Linked DNA regions of Homo sapiens: region 2 is linked to region 1. A link is an interaction called in ENCODE POLR2A ChIA-PET data of the cell type or tissue named here. Cell type or tissue: Panc1. All regions are shown on one strand.

Region 1 (4,000 bases):
GTCTATTTGAATTTTACACTTATTCCATTTGCACCAGAAACCATCTTCAGTTCACCATTTTAAAAAGTCAACCTAGTCTTAAATGAGTACTATACAAAGGATCTTGATTCACAAACATAACGGCTGCTGTTCTTCATCTGAAAGTCATAGTCATACCCTAAAGTTAAGATCAGTATGTGATCCACAGTGTCAAGTCCTCTGTAGCCTAAATATTGGAGGCTTTTCAGAATATGTTGTATTTACTCTTTCAGACCACATTATTTTTATATTATTTGTTAATAAGGTAATTATAATTACAAAACAGTAGAAGTTCTCCCAACTGACCTCTAGTAAACAGACTCCTCTTGCCTATAGCTATCTGTTAAAGGATGAAAGCTCACAGCTAATATTCTGGGATGTTGACATTCTGTTTCTACCAATGAGTTATATGCTTACTAAGAGTCACTCACGCTTGTTCCTACCTCTTGCATCCAGAAGCGACATAAAATTATTCTTCGTTTTGGCTCAGCATATATGGCCACTGCACTCAGGGTACCTAACTCAGTATTGAATATACAGTAAGTCTGAGTCACTGCATTTTTTTTAATAAACTACTTTCAGGTAACTTTTGAAAATGTAAGATAAAGACTTAAAATCGACATTAATTCCTTTGTCATTTTCAGGCACTTTGCTAGAGCTGGCTACATTTGCAATTTATCTTTTTTTTTCTTTGTTTTGGACTCATCAGCCAATTTTCAAAGCAATTTGAATTCACTTTTTGTATAAGAGTCTTCAGGAAAACATTCTGTCAAGGGCCTTGGGACAATCCAGATAAATGATACCCCTGCATTCCTCTCATACTAATCAACCATTTGTGAATCTGTCTCAAAGAACGCATTCCTGTGCCAAGCTACCCTTAGCACAGCCCTGAAGCTGCTGCTATCCTTTCTGTCCCTGCTTCGTGAGTTATCATTTTATTCTGTCTTGTTCTCCTGCCAAACTGACATTCCTTCTGAGATTCTGTTCTCAGAGCAATTCTGCTCAAAATTTGGGATATCAAGAAGAATGAAATTACTAATCTTTTTTGTCATCCTCCTTACTGTTATCCCCAGATATTTGTATGTTTCTATTTTCCCACTTACAATTTAGATCACTTGTAAACATACATACAATGGAGTTTTGGCAAATTTTGAGCTTACCGTGTGGATTACCTTCTGGTTGCTGTCAGTGTTTTCCAAAACTCACACATAATGTGAAAGAAAAGAACAAAATTGGGTAGCAATCATTGTATGGTCCAGCCATGAAATAATGGGTTTTATAACTTCCTCTAAACTAAACTAGAATAAGAAAAAATCATAAATAAGATTACAATTTGGGGCAACCCACTCGGGTCCCCTTCCACACTGTGGAAGCTTTGTTCTTTCACTCTTCGCAATAAATTTGCAGCAAAAAAAAAAAAAAAAAAAAAAAGATTACAATTTGATTGATAGCTCAGTATCAGTGATATGATAGAAAAGAAACACCAAACAGGAAGACAGAAGCTTTGGTTTTCCAGTAGCTTTTTATATTTGCTGGAACATGAAATAATGAGGGGTTTGTTACAAAATACATACAAGGAAAAAAAACAAAGAGAATCTTTGCTAATCTTGTAACAGGTATAGTCTGGATGTCAAAGGAGAGGAAAGATGATTTAGGGTCCAAGGTCATTTTACTAACAACATTAACTTGTCACTCTCTAGTTAGACAGTCTCTTGCCAATATGATGACTCAGTTCCTCTCTGAGTCTCTACTGCTGGATATTGTTTAGTTTCTGCTTAGTCGTGACGTCTGTACTTTGAACTTGAATGTACTGACAGCCTCTACATATTTATAGCCTTTCATGACGAATGTCATCTTAAAGTCTTTGATATCTGTCTTCTGCGTCGGTTTCAACATCAGCCTTCACCCTTCACTATTAACTGGAACAATTTTATATATATATGTATTTTGCATTGAAATTCTCCAAGGAAGAGAATTTGATGTGTTAGTCACTATCATTTAGCTTTGGCCAAGCTCTTATGCCAAACCATCTTGGGCTCCTGCTAGCCGGGAGGTAGAGCATCATCAATTTCCCAACCTTAATTTGACCTAATCAGCTGCTGCTGCTGGGGCAAAATCATGTGGTAATTGCTAGTGACCATGAGTTCATTGATTCGTCCCTTTTTTTTAAGTTCCTACTCTGTCGGGTATTATTCTAGACGTTGAGGAAACAGCAGTGAATAAAACAGAAAAAAGAAGATAACAAGATTCTGGCAGGAATAAAAATTTACCCCAGATGCTATAAATTAAATGGTTTCGATGAAAGAGCTACTTATATATGGTGGAAAATGTTTAGGAAATAAACAGGGGAAATTGAGAGACCCCAAGACCAGCAACAGTGAGAAGCTACTACCACACCCATTGTTGAAGTGGCAAGCGGTACATGGTACAGAACCCAATGAGATTTTCAGACGTGGAGTGAGAGCTGCCTGGAAGTCACGAGGAATAGAGATACTGTTCAAAGACAAGAACACTGAGGGAAGATACATCCCAATATCTCTCTCCTCTCTCATTCCATTCTCCAACCAGACCTTTCCATTGGCCAACCCAGAGAGAAATATGAGAGCAAGGAGACCAAGGTGATATAGCCTCTGGCCTCTGAGCATATACTGCAGAGCTAAGAAGTGCAGAAAATGGATAGGATGGCATTAACTGAGAAATCATTTCACAGGGACCTTACCATCAAGTGGAGTAAACAGTTAAAAACAATTAAACTGAAGTAACAATATCAAACAATACAATTTGGATGAATATAAGCACAATAATGAAAAAGGTGGGGGAAAGGGGATAGAAAGTGATTTTCAAGAAAAATTATCTTAGAATATTGGAAAAACACCAGGCACAGTGGCTTGTGGCTTATGCCTGTAATCACAACATTTTGGGAGGCTGAGGTGAGAGGATTGCTTGAACCCAGGAGTTCAAGACCAGCCTGGGCAACATAGACAAACCTTGTCTCTACGAAAAAAAGTTTTTTAGTCACCTGGATGTGATGGCATGTGCCTGTATTCCTAGCTACTCAGGAGGCTGAAATGGGAGGATCACTCGAGCCTGGGAGGTCAAGGCTGCAGTGAGCTATGACCATGCCACTGTACTCCAGCCTACGTGACAGCAAGAGACTCTATCTTTAAAAACAGAAATAAAGGAAAAAATAGCACATGTGGACAAATTTTTGTCAATTTAATGGAGATAAAAGATTCGTGTTTCAGAATTTTACATTTGGAGTAGTTGATATGCAAAAAGAATGTATAAAATATGTGCAAGTGATGAACATAAAAATAAAGCAAAAAACTAAATATCAATGCTATTCATCATCCTTTCCTCCTTCCTCACTCTTCATCAGCAGGACCTACCAGCCCGAGTTTTCATTTTTAATCACATCTTTACGTTTCTTTTAAATATATTTTCAGTTTTGCTTATTTTTGAAATTTATAAAATGTATATCTTATATTATTGTGTTTTGTTTTCACTCAATATACTTTTTAATATTCACCCATGTTGATTCACATTGCTGTAGTTCATCTTCACTGCTGAATAGATGTTCCATCATATGAATATTCTATAATATATTCATTAATTTTTCTAAGAACATTGTGTTATTACCAGTTTGTTGCTAATATGATGCTGATACAAATATTCCTGTACCTATCTTTAGATACAAGAGCAAGTATTTCTTTATAATATATAGCACATGCAGGAATAGAATTGCTCAGTTATGGGGTTCATGAATTTTTTTTTTTTTTGAGCCAGAGTTTTGCTCTTGTTGCCCAGGCTGGAGTGCAATGGCACGATCTCAGCTCACCACAACCTCTGCCTCCCGGGTTCCCAAGCGATTCTCCTGCCTCAGCCTCCCGAATAGCTGGGATTACAGGCATGCACCACCACACCTGGCTAATTTTGTATTTTTAGTAGAGACGGGGTTTCTCCATGTTGGTCAGGCTGGTCT
Region 2 (4,000 bases), 1.3 Mb after region 1:
GACTCCATCTCAAATAAAATAAAAATTAAAATTAAAAATAACCAAATCTTCCACCTTAAAAAAAGAGAAGAAAAAGAACTTTTTAAAGACCTAGCATTAAAATTTTACAACTTCTAGAAAAGCTTATTAAAATAACTTCTACATTCTGGCCAGGTGCCATGGCTCACGCCTGTAATCCCAACACTTTGGGAGGCCGAGGCAGGCGGATCACTTGAGGTCAGGAGTTCGAGATCAGCCTGGCCGACATGGTAAAATCCCGTCTCTATTAAAAATACAAAAATTAGCTGGACGTGGTGATGGCGGGTGCCTGTAATCCCAGCCACTTGGGAGACTGAGGCACCAGAATCGCGTGAACCCAGGAGGTGGAGGTTGCAGTGAGCCAAGATTGTGCCACTGCACTCTAGCCTGGGCGATAGAGCGAGACTCAGTCTCAAATAAATCAATAAATAAATAACTTCTACAGTCTATACTACTCAGTTCCTGAATACACATTTCTTTAGAATGTATTCAGCAGTTTATCCCCTATTTATACACTTTTGGTCATTGTTCCAGAGTTTCTTTCTCATTAACATTCCTGGGCTGAGGCTCATTTCCTCAAGTTCTTTGCGTCTTTTGTCTACTGCTGCATGGGTTCCTGAGGAGAGTTAAAGGTTCTATTTGTTCCTGAGTTTACAATCAGAAGCTCACCAAAGCTCTTGCTCTGTGGAAACCTTGAAACTGATCTCTTGACAAGGCGCAGTGGCTCACGCCTGTAATCCCAGCACTTCGGGAAACCGAGGCGGGGGGATCATGAGGTCAGGAGTTCGAGATCACCCTGGCCAAGAGACCAGCCTGGTCAATACGGTGAAACCCCATCTCTACTAAAAATACAAAAATTAGCTGGATGTGGTGGCGGGCACCTATAATCCCAGCTACTCGAGAGGCTGAGGCAGGAGAATTGCTTGAACCCAGGAAACAGAGATTACAGTGAGCCAAAGATCGTGCCATTGCACTCCAGCCTGGGCGACAGAGCGAGACTCTGACTCAAAAAAAAAAAAAAAAAAAAAGAAAGAAAGAAAGAAAAGAAAATGATCTCTCTTTCAGTCAGGATTCAGCATTTAAACAACTGGCAGACCCAGTGAGTTTGACAAGAGTCAAATAAGGGGACTATTTAACAGAGCTGTGGGCAGGATTAAAGAACAACCAAAGATAGTGACGCACCAGAAACTAGCAACATCAGAAAGCCTTTCCTATGCTTAAGTCTGAAGGAGAAATTCGAGGAAACGGTTGTTAAATCAGGTACCAGAACGTTTATGTTTTAGAATAACTCAGGGAGTACAATGGGAATGTCCATGGCACAAAGAAATGATGAGTGCTTGAGGTGATGAGCCCCATTTATCCTGGTGTGATTATTATATGCTTGTATCAAAATATCTCATGTGCCCCATAAATATATACACCTACTATGTATCCATAAAAATTCAAAATTAAAACAATTTTAAAAAAAGAAAACAGAACCCTGGAAGAAGGAGTTACCTCTACTGATCCCTGGCCTTAGAGGGATGTAGCAACTGCTAAAACTTTGGCAGGTGGGGGGCACAGGTAAGAATAGACATAAATACCCTACCTACTTCTTTCTCTTTCCACTCGCTTGTTCTCTCTGCCATTGACCCAACCCAAAAGAAGCCAGAGAACCAGGAAGTCAGGATGCCATCTATAGATGTCCGCCTCTAAAGGGACAGATGGCAGAGATAGATCTGAGGGGAAGATGGAAATTAACCAGCACAAGTCTTCCAGCCAGGGCCACAGGCCTCTGAGCCCCAAGGTTCCAGGCCTCAGCTGGGTCCCAGGGAAACTCTTGTTGATTGGCAAGACTCTTCACCCACTGCCACTTCCTCTATTGCTGAGGTTGCTTTCTGCTTCCAATATTTTGTGTTCTCAAAGCAGCTGCTACTTCAACCCACACTAAGTTTCTCCAGGGAGTCTTCAATCTTGCTGTGGTAGGGGAGGCATCCATCCACACTCCTACTTACAGCCCCTCTTTTGTTTTATTGAAGCAGTCTTTCCCTCCTATTCGCACAGTCTCCTCTCCCTAGAAACACACACAAGATTCTCCCGAGCTGAGACAGGGTCAGGTTTTCTTCTTCATTCCTCCTTTCCCCCTGAGAAAGAGGCTGTAGAACACATCACCCAACAGCCCATGCAGAACCCCTGTGTCTCAGAAACCAGCTGCACTCAAGAATTGGGAGAGCTTCATCCTGGCCACAGGAATGGGAATGTACCTCTAGGAACTCACTCTGTGCAATGTGCTCAAGCAGAGGTGGGTCAGATGACCAGGCCTTGGTATTTGTAAACATATAGGGTGACAGTTCCTCTTAGTCATCCTTGAGTGACCCAGAGAACTGGCTGCTTGTCACATCCTCAGCACAACCTACCTTTCTCTTTCTTTTCTTTCTTTCTTTCTTTCTTTCTTTCTTTCTTTCTTTCTTTCTTTCTTTCTTTCTTTCTTTCTTTCTTTCTCTCTCTCTGTCTCTTTCTTTCTTTTCTTTCTTATTTTTTGAGACAGAGTCTCGCTCTGTCATCCAGGCTGGAGTGCAGTGGCTCAATCTTGGCTCACTGCAACCTCCGCCTCCCAGGTTCAAGCGATTCTCCTGCCTCAGCCTCCTGAGTAGCTGGGATTACAGGTGTGTGCCACCATGCCTGGCTAATTTTGTATTTTTAGTGGAGACAGGGTTTCGCCATGTTGGTCAGGCTGGTCTCAAACCCCTGACCTCGTGATCTGCCTGCCTCGGCCTCCCAAAGTGCTGGAATTACAGACATGAGCCACCGCACCTGGCCAGCACAACCTTTATAGGCAACTGGAGAGGAAGCTGGGAGCCCTACCCTAAAAGAGCTTACAGTATAATGAGGTGCCAAGCCCATTAAATAATAGCATCCTCCTGGAACAAGATATTTATGAAACAGGTTCCGTGGCTGCCCCAAGGCTCCAAGCATCTGATTGTATTTATTGTTATTCCACCCCTTGCTGATCCCAGGCTTCAAAGGTTGATGTATGACTGATCCTAAGAATCCAGCCCTACCAGAATGACCTGTCATCTCCCTTCTGCTGCTTGTTGAATTAGGCAGCTGCTTGTTGAATTAGGTTATTAAAATGTCTGCTCAGCCTCTTAGTCAACTTAACTTGGCTTTATTTTGGTGGAAAGCAAATCACTTAGTAGAATTTTGCTTAATTGGTCACTTGGCTCAGGGTTTGATGACTTTTCCAGTAATATTTGCACGACAAATATATTTTATTTAATTCTTTTCTGAAATAATTCAGCTGACTCTGAATGGTCAAGATGTGCAAAGCACTGAAGAGGCGCCATGATCCTAGCAGGAGATCTATGGTAATATGAGGGCAGAAAACACGGAAGAGAGACAGCCTGAACACTCACAGGTTTACCATAGAGATAAGCAAGAAGTATAACCAGCCACTGTGTCCTCACTATCTTTTTGATCTCTTTCTTGGGTATCTCTGGATCCATCTTTTTCTCTGGATTTCTAACCTCCATGTCCCTCTTTCACTTCTTCTGTGGTGTCTCACATGTGTTTGTGTACGTGTGTGTATGCATGCACACATCCAAGTGTATATATGTATCGCACCTTGGGCAAAATTTAATAATGGTGTTTTGCCACAGTTAAAAAGATATTAAATCCGCCCCCCCCAAAAATGTATAATAATGGGTAACAATACGGCATTTTAAAGAACTTGCTCTGTAATGGGTCCCAGGCAAAGAACTCTTCAGGTATCATATCAGTTGTTCATCAAAAACTTAGGAGCTTTTTTTTTTTTTTTGAGATGGAGTTTCACTCTGGTTGCCCAGGCTGGAGTGCAATGGCGCTGCCTTGGCTCACTGTAACCTCCGCTTCCCAGGTTCAAGCAATTCTCCTGCCTCAGCCTCCCAAGTAGCTGGGATTACAGGCATGCGCCACCATGCCTGGCTAATTTTTGTATTTTTAGTAGAGATAGGGTTTCACCACG

What was found. ChIA-PET counts read pairs that join two places held together with the same protein. Peaks named below come from ENCODE experiments on the same cell type or tissue, not always from the same donor. Only the 100,000 strongest peaks of a DNase experiment are listed, where the experiment ranks them.
Region 2: POLR2A ChIA-PET joins it to region 1 with 8 read pairs; 1 of 35 experiments calls an interaction of 5 or more read pairs at or near these places.

The regions. Positions count from the first base shown.
Region 1 is chr6:146,989,565-146,993,564 of GRCh38, forward strand. The region is part of intron 6 of STXBP5-AS1 (STXBP5 antisense RNA 1); the gene reads right to left. Among named protein-coding and RNA genes, the nearest start is that of LUADT1, 170 kb to the right of the region's middle. In Panc1, no CTCF peak of the experiment used is centred here; a DNase peak (open chromatin) is centred at 1,737; H3K27ac peaks cover 1,914 bases.
Region 2 is chr6:148,304,599-148,308,598 of GRCh38, forward strand. It overlaps a transcript of SASH1 not described here. Among named protein-coding and RNA genes, the nearest start is that of SASH1, 36 kb to the right of the region's middle. RefSeq lists an enhancer at 2,619-3,305 and a silencer at 2,855-3,149. In Panc1, no CTCF peak of the experiment used is centred here; a DNase peak (open chromatin) is centred at 2,283.